Linked DNA regions of Homo sapiens: region 1 is linked to region 2. A link is a contact called in ENCODE Hi-C or POLR2A ChIA-PET data. All regions are on one chromosome and are shown on one strand. Each heading gives the region's core, a stretch centred on a gene start or an enhancer-like site at or near the end of the contact. The rest is flanking DNA. Distances are from core to core; before and after follow the strand shown.

Region 1 (5,550 bases), core at 2,934-5,433, 130 kb before region 2:
AGTTCAAAAGCAGACTCACCAACATGGTGAAACCCCATCTCTACTAAAAATAGAAAAAAAATTAGCCAGGCCTGGTGGCGGGAGCCTGTAATCCCAACTACATGGGAGGTGTGGGCAGGAGAATTGCTTGAACACGGGAGGCGGATGTTGCAGTGAGCCGAGATGGTGTCACTGCACTCCAGCCTGGATGACAGAGCAAGACTCTGTCTCGGAAGAAAAAAAAAAAAAAGCTAAGGCTAAAGGGATGGAGAGATGGATGGAAAACAGGAAATCCCCAGTATTGGACAGAAATAAAGAACAATTACCAAAACACAATAAAACAAAACCAAAAAAACTCCACAAAAACTACAACATGGAAAACTCAGAATCTACGAAAACTTGGCTAGAAAAGAGCTGGAGAAAAGATAAGACCTAAGACTGTGATTGAGAAAAATTGTATGATGTTCCCCATTTCTTCCCACTGAAGTATTGATCTGGTACCAATCTAGTACCAATCTGGTACAAGCACACTGGGTACAAAGTAAACTTCCCTTGCCGGGCGCCGTGGCTCAGGCCTGTAATCCCAGCACTTTGGGAGGCCGAGGTGGGCGGATCACGAGGTCAGGAGATCGAGATCATCCTGGCTAACTCGGTGAAACCCCGTCTCTTCTAAAAATACAAAAAATTAGCCAGGCGTGGTGGCACGCGCCTGTAGTCCCAGCTACTTGGAAGGCTGAGGCAGGAGAATGGCGTGAACCCGGGAGGCGGAGCTTGCAGTGAGCGGAGATCGCACCACTGCACTCCAGCCTGGGTGACAGAGTGAGACTCCATCTCAAAAAAAAAAAGAAACTTCCCAAATCCTTTGGGACTCTGGTGCTGCAGCACTGACTGCAGAGAAGTGCTGACTACCTGATCCAGCAAGAAAAGTACAGAATGAAAAGAACAGGAGTGCTTAAAAGGACACCAAATTAATCTTGATGAAAACATTATGGGGCTGTGCACACCAGAGAAGTTGAGTCTAGAGTCCCTGACTTTTCCAGTGAGATAGTCAGGACCAAGCATGGACATTCTGTGTAAACAATCAGAAAACTACTGATTTTACTTGAATACTTTTTTTTTTTTTTTGAGACGGAGTTTCGCTCTTATTGCCCAGGCTGGAGTACAATGGCAGGATCTCGGCTCACCGCAACCTCCGCCTCCCAGGTTCAAGCGATTCTCCTGCCTCAGCCTTCCCAAGTAGCTGGGATTACAGGCATGCGCCACCATGCCCGGCTAATTTTGTATTTTTTTAGTAGAGACGGGGTTTCTCCATGTTGGTCAGGCTGGTCTCGAACTCCCAACCTCAGGTGATCCACCCGTCTTGGCCTCCCAAAGTGCTGGGATTACAGGCATGAGCCACCACGCCTGGCCGAATACTTGTTATTTTTCAAACTCATAAGTACTCCTTTGCTGTTAAAGGAAATAACTGGCAAAGAGATCTCTAACACCTTTATTAATGTCTTTATTTTATATATAGCTCTCCAAAAAAAGACAGGAAGTGGCATTTAACTCCAGCTATTAAAAAATGCACAAACATGCTGCACAAGTTGACTACATGGCATTCTCTTAACTATTCTAAATCTTGGGCTTTTTAAATAATTTTGTGATTCTGAAAATTTTATTACTTTATATCTAACAATCTCAGGAGATCGCTTACTTTAATAATCCTTTTTCCACAAATGAATGCTGATATTCAGAAAGTTGGGACACCCTATGAGAAACACAGGTCTGTTACCTAAGCTTCCTCTCCATCCTCATCTCTTAAGTCTCCACTCTGCTCCAGCCATACTTACTTCCTTTGTATGCTGGAATTATACTATTTGCCAAGGGAGAGGCTCTATCTAATTTACCTATGTATTCCTACCACCTAGAAGAAACAGTAAATAGACAAAAATCACACATAGATTTAAGCTCAGTAATCTGTTTACAGTTGATTCCATATTGTAAGTTCAGCCATCATAAACTTTAGTTGAGAGTATTGCAAGCAGACATATATATCCCCTGAATATAATTTATCAGAACAGAATGACCCCAATCAACAAGTGAAACCATATGCTGGTGTCCAGAGGGTCTAACCAGGTAAACAGCTGTCCTTACAGATCACGCCACAACAAAGGCAGTGTGAGTGCCACAAAATTCAGCACAATTGCTGACTACTCTCAAAACGACAAAAGATGGAAGCACCGAAGTATAAGAAAATGTTATCATTAGACTTTTTTAGAGGCTTGGAAAAAAGGACTTAAAACTTTACAAATAAAAAAGAGGTATTAATCCCAGAGAAAAAAGCTACAATTACCAAGAACCACACTTCCACCAAAATTTAGGAGGGAACCTAACAGTAAGTTATTTAAAATTACAATATCTCCTACTCCCAAAAAAGGAATGATAATATAACTAAATAACTCACATTCTCAATGAACTGGGTATTAGAGAGCATAAGGAAGTCATTGAAGACATTATGCAGGCGACAATCTGTGGCTTTGGTTTCCCGAATTAGTCCGTCCACTTGTTTCTTGATTTCATGGGTCCTAGAGATAGTTTGCTGTGAGAATTCCTGTAGAAACTGTAGTAGCTATTTTAAAAAATAAACATACAGTAGTATCAATGTTACATGTAACTATTCTGCATGTCACATCAAAAAAGAACCCATTTCCTTTCACCTTTGAGTGTTAGAATGTGAAAGAAATGCTTTTTTTTTTTTTGAGAGAGTTTCACTCTGTTGCCTGGGCTGGAGTACAATGGCGCCATCTCGGCTCACTGCACCTCCCGCGTTCAAGCGATTCTCCTGCCTCAGCCTCCCGAGTAGCTGGAATTACAGGTGCCCGCCACAACGCCCAACTAATTTTGTGTATTTTTAGTAGAGACGGGGTTTCACCATGTTGGCCAGGCTGGTCTCGAACTCCTGACCTCGTGATTCGCCCACCTCGGCCTCCCAAAGTGCTAGGATTACAGGTGTGAGCCACTGTGCCCGGCTGGAATGCTGGTTTGACAAGTACTAAAACCAAGTGACATTGGAAAACACTAAGAAAGCTCATCAAAAGAGTGGCAGTGAGCTAATGGACACCTATCTCGTTTCTGGAAAAATTTAAAATCCCTTTTTGGCACTGGGTATGGTGGCTCACGCTTGTAATCCAATACTTTGGGAGGCTGAGGCAGGGTTATCGCTAGAGTCCAGGAGTTGCAGACCAGTCTGGGCAACATAGCAAGACCCCCATCTCTACTAAAATTAAATAAATAAACAAATCAGACAGGTGTGGTGGACGCCTATAGTCCCAGCTTCTCAGGACGCTGAGGTGAGAGGATCACCTGAACCCCAGAGGATTCAGTGAGCCAAGATCAAGCCACTTGCACTCCAGCCTGGGCGACAGGGCAAAACCCTGTCTCCTTTTAAAAGTCCTCTTTGGTTGTCAATCTACAGAGATCACAGACCAAGGGTTAGCTAATCAACCACCACTCTTATTCAAAAATCCTATTCATTTGGGACTCCAACAGTTCTGAGCTTTTTGGGCCCCCGATTTGAAAAATCCCATTAAAGGATATCCACATACTGGCTTGTTTCCCACCCCATTTAGTCCAGGTCCCAACAGGAATCGCCTCCCTAGTGCCCGAGCAATCCCTCAGTGTGGCGGAAACGGATCTCCCCTCCGGATGGAGCTGAGCCAGAAACCCCATGAAGGGAACGTCGCGTCTGGGCCACGGTCAGTGTCTGCCCCTCTCCCTGGTGGCCGGGGACTGCCAGGGTGGCATTCTCGGGGGCTAAACGGGGCGTGTGTTCCTAAGAGGGCAGGCAACGGGACGGGCCAGGTGCAGGGGCAGTCGCGGTCCGGCCCTCCTGCGCGCAAGCCAAGCGTCACCCCTGCCGCTCTCGCGTCCCCGGGGCCCGCCTCTCACGCCCGCGTCGGCCGCCAGCGACCAGCTCTGGCTGCTCCTGCGGATCTCCTCCACCGACCACGGCCGCTCCCACACGGGCTCCGACGCTGGCGCCAGCTCCTGGTCGGGGGTCGTCCGGTTCATCTGCAGCGAAAAAAACGAGAAGAGAAGCTGAGCCTGAGGGCGGCAGGGACGGCGGCCCCAGCCCAGGCCGGCCTCTCTCCTGCCCGGCGCCCTCACCATCCTAGCCGCCCGGCTCGGTGGGCTCCGAAGCTGCCAGCACACGCCGAGGACTGCAGAGCCCCGGAAGCCTAGCCCCAGCCAAGCTGCCCGGGGCGTGACCGGCCTCACGTGACCTGATGTCACGTGACAGAACCCGCACGTGATCCGACCTGCCATGCTGAGGGGAGGAAGCTGCGGAAGTGGACTGGGACTGGAGTTTGGGGTTCTACCCTAGGTTGGGGCGGAGGAAGCTGGAGGATAGGGGCTGACGCCAGGAACGCTGCAGAGGCGGGTTGGCCGGGTGGCGCTGCCCCCCAAGGCCCGAGGCAGCGGCGCGGGATCGGCCACAGCACCGGCCGCCAGTTCGGCGGGTCTGGAAAGAGGGGACCTCAAGCAGCCAGTGGAGCAACCAGCCTGGGAGCCTTCGACGTAGGCGCTGTGGGCGAAGGAAAAGGCCTGGCCTGCTGCCTCTTCTCTTGCAGCAAAATCCGCTGCTGTGAAGGAGCTGGTAGGCGGACGCTCTGTAGATAGAGAATCCCTGATCTGCCTGGGCATCATCTTGCTCTTTATGACCTGCTTGGCTGCCACTGTGTAGGGCCTGCTTAAAGTCCTTTGCACTCTCAGCATTGCCCTCAAGTTCAAGGACAAGCTTCTCATTATGGCAGGCATAAAACTCTTTATAATTCGTCCTCCACTCTCCCAGCTCAGGGCTCCAGCTGTTGTCTCACACTTCCTTGAAGTTCCCTCTGCTGAGTCGCCCTTGTGCCTGACCAACTTACTTACTAAAATAAAAATCCCAATTTCTTTCCAGTCATGTGTGCCCAAGGGCGAGTTATTTAACTTTTCTGAGCTTTCCTCAGTAAAACGAAGCTACATATCTTGCAAGGATGTGATATTAAAGTTATGATATTGTAAAACAGGTGCCACGGTGCTTGGCCTAGGGTGAGCCTTCAACCTAGAACATACCACTGTCCCCATGCACCTTGCTCACACACCCAATCCCAGACTTTTCTTTTGTAGTCACCTCAGTTATCACCTCATTAAATAACCTGATTATCCCAAGTACAGCTTAAGTGACTTAAGTTATTTTCGATGGCTAGCGGAAGGGTCTCCACTACATTGGAGAGCTGGGGTGGTCTGGAGTTCCACGGTGTGGTGGGCCAGAGGCCACCTCTCCTGCGGTCTCTTAGTGTCTCGCTGGCGGGGTTCGGCCCGAGCTAGATAGACACAGCCCTTGGCGGATTTAAACAACCTAAACATTAAACAATACAGCTGCCTCAAATCTTTGGGAATTTCGGAATGACTGACACTGCCAAAGCTGTTCCAAATTTTGAAGAGATGTTTGCTAGTAGATTCGCAGAAGATGACAAGGAGTATCAGGAATACTTGAAACGCCCTCCTATGTGCTCGTTTCTAAAATTCTAGAGGTTAATACAATCA
Region 2 (4,922 bases), core at 926-3,425:
CTTACCCCTTCAATTCACTGTCTACATAGCAACTACGTGATTTTTCTTAAGAAAATCGAAACTCCTTACCATAACTTACAAAATCCTACATTAGCTGTCATTCCCTACCTCTCTGATTTCACAAGCTTCAATTGATCCAACTCCCTTGTAACTACGAAGACAGACTGGCCTAAGAGCTGTTCCTTAAACATGCCAAATTTGTTTTGTTTCAGGACATTTGCACTAGCTATTTTCCTGGATACTTGCCTCCCAAGCATTTGTACTGTATTTGGGTCACAGCTCAAATGTCAACTCCCTTGAGATGTTTTCCCTAATCCGCTCTAAAATGGCATCCTGCTTCCATCACAATCTCATGACTCTGCTTTATTCCCTTTACAGCACTTATCACTAAAGGCAATGTTTTAATTTATGTTTGTTGGTTTACCTCAGTATTATGTAAGCTCTGTGAGCGCAAGGGTCCTCTTTTCAAAAAAAAAAAAAAAAAAAAAAACCCACAAAAACCACTATAGTCCTGCCCCCAGAAAAGTAGCTAGCACACTGTAAAAGCTCAGTAAATGGTGTTCATTCCCTGGTCCCCCAATTTACCTTCAAATCTTAATCAAATTAATTTAACAATATTGTCACATTAAGGAAGTGTATATGCCCTTTGTGCTCTGAAACTCAGAAATACTAAGATTAATATGAAACTGTGTTCTAAACAGGTAAAGTAGTAGCTCAGGCCTAGGAATCCCAGCATTTTGGGAGGCCGAGACAGGAGGATGGCCTGAGTTCGAGAGTTTGAGACCAGCTTGGACAACACAGGGAGACCCCATCTCCACAATAAGTCAAAAAAAAAATTTTAAAAATTAGCCAGGTGTGGTGGTACGTACCTAGATTCCCAGCTACTTAGGAGGCTTAGAGGGGAGGATTGTTTGAGCTCAGGAGTGCCAGGCTTCAGTGAACTATAATCATGCCACCGCACCCCAACATGGGTGACAGAACGAGGTCCTGACTCTAAAAACAAACAAAAAAAAAACGAAACAAAACACCATGTGTTGTAGATTCAGTTTTTTGACAAAGGTGACACCAGGGAAATGAAAGGTCTTTTATATTTTTTTGCACTAGAGTCAGTCTGAACATATTTCGTTGTTGTTGTTCCTTAGTATAAAATACCTAGAGAAATATTACAAGGATTCTCTAAAAAGAAAGTACTTTCGTAAAGGCTTTATCCACGACCAACTGCCTATCTTTAGGTCCAAGTTCTATTTATCTAGTTGAACAACCACAGTTACAAAGTACCAAAGTTCTGGAAAACATATTCACAAGACCGAGGAGAGGCAAAGGCAAGATATTTATGCCTCTGTATACCTTGATGTTGCCTATTTCCTTTCCTATAATTCTTACCTGGCTTCTTTCTTCATGTCTATATATCACCTTTAAAGTTCAGCTTACTTCCTAGCTCCTAAAGAAGGTTTCCTAGCCTGTCCCAAGTCATATTTATTTCTCACTTACATGCAATATTACTGAATATTCTGCCCTTACGGCTACTTGGAGGCTCAGAATATGTCACTGTGTACTAAAAAGTTAACTACGGGCTTGCTATTTGGAATACATTTACTCCCAAAGCTGGGCTCTACTCTTAAGGGTCAATCACACGGCCCACCACACACAAAACGTACGAGGCTTGGATATAAACCTAAGAAAACATGCATCATCTCGCGAGTCCAGGTCAATCACGGACAGCTTCCCCAGGAGATCCGTGGCCCTTTTTTAGGCCTTTCTATCTTGAAAGAGCAGCCATGCAGATACACTAACCCCACCACTGGTACTTAAGCTTGTAAACGCCAGCAAGGAAAAAAAAACCAACAACATAAAACATGGGACGCGCAACTTTAGTGTAAACGCAAGAACCAGTCAGAAATAATCGCAAGCTAGGCCCCATACTTACGCGGGACGCCAGCCAAATCCGCGTGCGAGTAACCTGCTTCGCCGGCTCCGAAAAAGCCGGCCAATACCCCTGTGGTTTTGTCGCCGCTTCCCCCGCCTCCTTCCATGGTATCGCAGCAAACCGAGTGGTTCCCGCCGCTGCCTCAAGCCTGGGTGGTCCGCTGGGCCGTTACTCCTCAATAACAGCGGGTAACCCCGCGTTGCCAGCGCCTACTTCACACGCTGACATTCCGGGCGCCGGTTCCCGTTAAGCGCCACACTTCCGCTTTGCGGCAGTGTGCGCCCCGGAAGCCGGAAGCGCCTGACGGCAGCTTTCCGGTGGTGGGAAAGTGAACGAATCCCGAATCAAAGCGGCGCATTGAGGCAGGTGGGGTGCCAGTGGAAGAGGGAAGGCAGGCGAGTGTTTACGGCCTGACTTGGGAGGCCGGCGGATCAGCAATTGCAGAAGCAGGCAGCGGCAGAGAGGGAATGGTGCAGGCAGGCGCTGAGAAGGAGGCGCAGTCCATCTCTCTCAGGGTTAGTGAATGAGGCTCTCCGCCCGGGCCGGCCCGGGGACAGTGCGCTGCTGGTCCCAGCATGAATGCGGGCCCCGGCTGTGAACCCTGCACCAAGCGACCCCGCTGGGGCGCCGCTACAACTTCGCCGGCTGCTTCGGACGCCCGGAGCTTTCCCAGCAGGCAGAGGCGCGTCCTCGACCCCAAGGACGCTCACGTGCAGTTCAGGGTCCCACCGTCCTCGCCAGCCTGCGTCCCAGGGCGGGCGGGACAGCACAGAGGCAGCGCCACCTCGCTTGGTACGTGGGAAAATAAAAATCTTTGTCCTTCGCCTCGGCCCGAACCTTCTGGTCTCAGTCTGAGGACCCAGGGGCTCCAGTCACTCCTTTCTGGTCTTGTGTGCATCGTCACTCTTGAGGTCCACTTGCTGAGCTACCAAAGCCACTAGTGGGTGAATGGGGCCGCATTTTTCCCAGTGCGATTGATGTGAGAAACTCTGATGAGCAGTCACTCACAGGGCGGAAAATGGCAGGAGACTCCACCACCTGTTTGCTTCTTCAGGTTTGATTGAGAAATTGCCTTAGTCGTCAAGGAGATCTAATTGTGTATGTAAAACAGTAGGGCGCTTCAGCCTCTAGATAGGAAGAAAACAACTTCACTTGTTCAGATTCTGGGTCCCAGGGTGCAGAGCTATTAGTTTAAGCTGGCATTGTACCCGTCCCTGGTATACAGTGTTGAACGAGAGAAACTTGGCCTCTGCCTTCATACCTTAAAATCTATCTGGAGAGATAGACGATAGCAAAAGTTAATATAATAAAAGGTAATGGATGTTCTGATAGATGAATGACAGATTGTTTTACCTAACTGAATTTATGGAATCGAAAATAGTCCTCCAGAAGATGAGATGCTTATTCTGAGGACTGTAGAATGAGTAGGAGTTAGATGAAGAGGAAGTAAGAAGTGTTTCAGGAGTGCAACCGAGGCCGGGCGCGGTGGTTTTGCCTGTAATCCCTGAGCTTTGGGAGGCTGGGGCGGGTGGATCACCTGAGGTCAGGAGCTCAAGACCAGCCTTACCAATATGGTGAAACCCCGTCTCTGCTAAAAATACAAAAAATTAGCCTAGCGTGGTGGCGGGCAACTGTAATCCCAGCTACTCGGGAGGCTGAGGCAGGTGAGGCAGGAGAATCGCTGGCATCCGGGAGGCGGAGGTTGCAGTGAGCCGAGAGGGCACCATTGCACTCCAGCCTGGGCAACAAGAGCGAAACTCCGCCTCAAACAAAACAAAACAAAACAAAACAAAAACAGGAGTGCAATTGATATATAGAGTGAACGCAAGAGAGTGTGAGAGATGAGGCTGCAGGGTGGTACAGAAAAGTCAGATCAAATTGGATATGTAGACATTGCTAAGGATTTTGAACTCTAAGGGCATTGATAAGCTACTCAAGGGTTTTTAGTAGGGGAGTGACTTGATTAGACTTATTTATTTGTTGAAAAGTCTGTGTGGCTGGTGTGTGGAAAATAAAGAATGGATTGAAAAGGAACTCAAGTGGAGCATCAAGACTCAGTTAAGGAGTTAATCTAGGTTGGAAATAATTGTAGCTTAGGCCTGGATGCTGGCAATAGGGAAGGGGATGGATTCATGAAAGAATGGGATACTTGAGAAGAAATATTTCTGTGCTGGAGAAGTAGATTGGGGAGTTCGTGGCATAAACATTATAATGGATGCTATGGGCATAGATAACATAAACATGTAGAGAAAGTAAAGGTGACCTAGGGCAGATGCCTTAGGAACACCAAAGTTTAAGAGTAGACTGAAGAGAAGCGGCTGTAGAGGTGGGAGGAAAGCCTGGCTTGTGTTGTGTCAGACAAAGGAGATCATTTCAAAAAGGATGCATTCGTTAACAGTGTAAGAGGCTGGGCAGAGCTCGGGCAGTTCTCTGGTGAAGAGTCTACACTTAGATGTCTTCATACTTAGGGGCAGTACCAAGTAGACTTGCACTAGGCCTTGAAGGATGAGGAAGATTTGCTGTATAAATCAAGAGGAGAAAGAATTATACATGCAGAGGAAATAAGACATGCAAAAGTTGGTAAGACTGGAGCATAAGATGACAGAGGAGTGTCTGATGAGGCTGGGTGGCAGACAGGAGCTTATGAAGAAACTCAAATTCCATTTTAAGGAATTTCAACCTTATTCTGTGGTTAATGGAGAAACCACTAAAAAGCTTTTAAGCGTGGGAATACCATTTGGTTAATATTTTAGAAAAGTGGCTTTTGGACTTTTCTAACTGCAACCCACAGCATAAATTTTATCCAGTACACAGAGTAAGAAATATATGTAACCTGGCAAATAAGCCATATTTATAACTGAAATAAATGTTTCATGAAATAATACTTAACCTTACTATGTGTGATGCATTCTTATATTGTCTGTGTTATTTCATTGAAAAATGACTGGTCATTTGTAGTTTGTAGAACACTGGATAGTCAAGGCTGTAGACAGGG

Evidence for each region. Hi-C counts contacts between places; a loop is a spot of excess contacts on that map. ChIA-PET counts read pairs that join two places held with the same protein, here RNA polymerase II (POLR2A). Pooled maps may share reads with other maps.
Region 1: a map of CD4-positive, alpha-beta T cell shows a loop between it and region 2 (5-fold over the local background). The contact joins the promoter of WASHC2A here to the promoter of TIMM23B-AGAP6 in region 2. A Hi-C loop is called at or near these places in 1 of 168 maps with a recorded cell type or tissue (CD4-positive, alpha-beta T cell) and 8 of 50 pooled maps. POLR2A ChIA-PET finds 5 or more read pairs at or near these places in 1 of 52 experiments (OCI-LY7).

What each region holds. Positions count from the first base shown.
Region 1 is chr10:50,066,587-50,072,136 of GRCh38, reverse strand. WASHC2A (WASH complex subunit 2A) reads right to left here and starts at 4,183. Exons shown (of 31, transcript NM_001005751.3): 1 at 4,129-4,183; 2 at 3,910-4,032; 3 at 2,426-2,590. The coding sequence starts at 4,131. It also overlaps the pseudogene FAM21EP. RefSeq lists a silencer at 4,360-4,509.
Region 2 is chr10:49,939,306-49,944,227 of GRCh38, reverse strand. TIMM23B-AGAP6 (TIMM23B-AGAP6 readthrough (NMD candidate)) reads right to left here and starts at 2,175. Exons shown (of 17, transcript NR_158661.1): 1 at 1,928-2,175; 2 at 870-993. PARG (poly(ADP-ribose) glycohydrolase) reads left to right here and starts at 2,201. Exons shown (of 18, transcript NM_003631.5): 1 at 2,201-2,719. The coding sequence starts at 2,503. It overlaps TIMM23B (translocase of inner mitochondrial membrane 23 homolog B), which reads right to left and starts at 2,175. Exons shown (of 7, transcript NM_001290117.2): 1 at 1,928-2,175. The coding sequence starts at 2,033. RefSeq lists an enhancer at 2,291-2,360.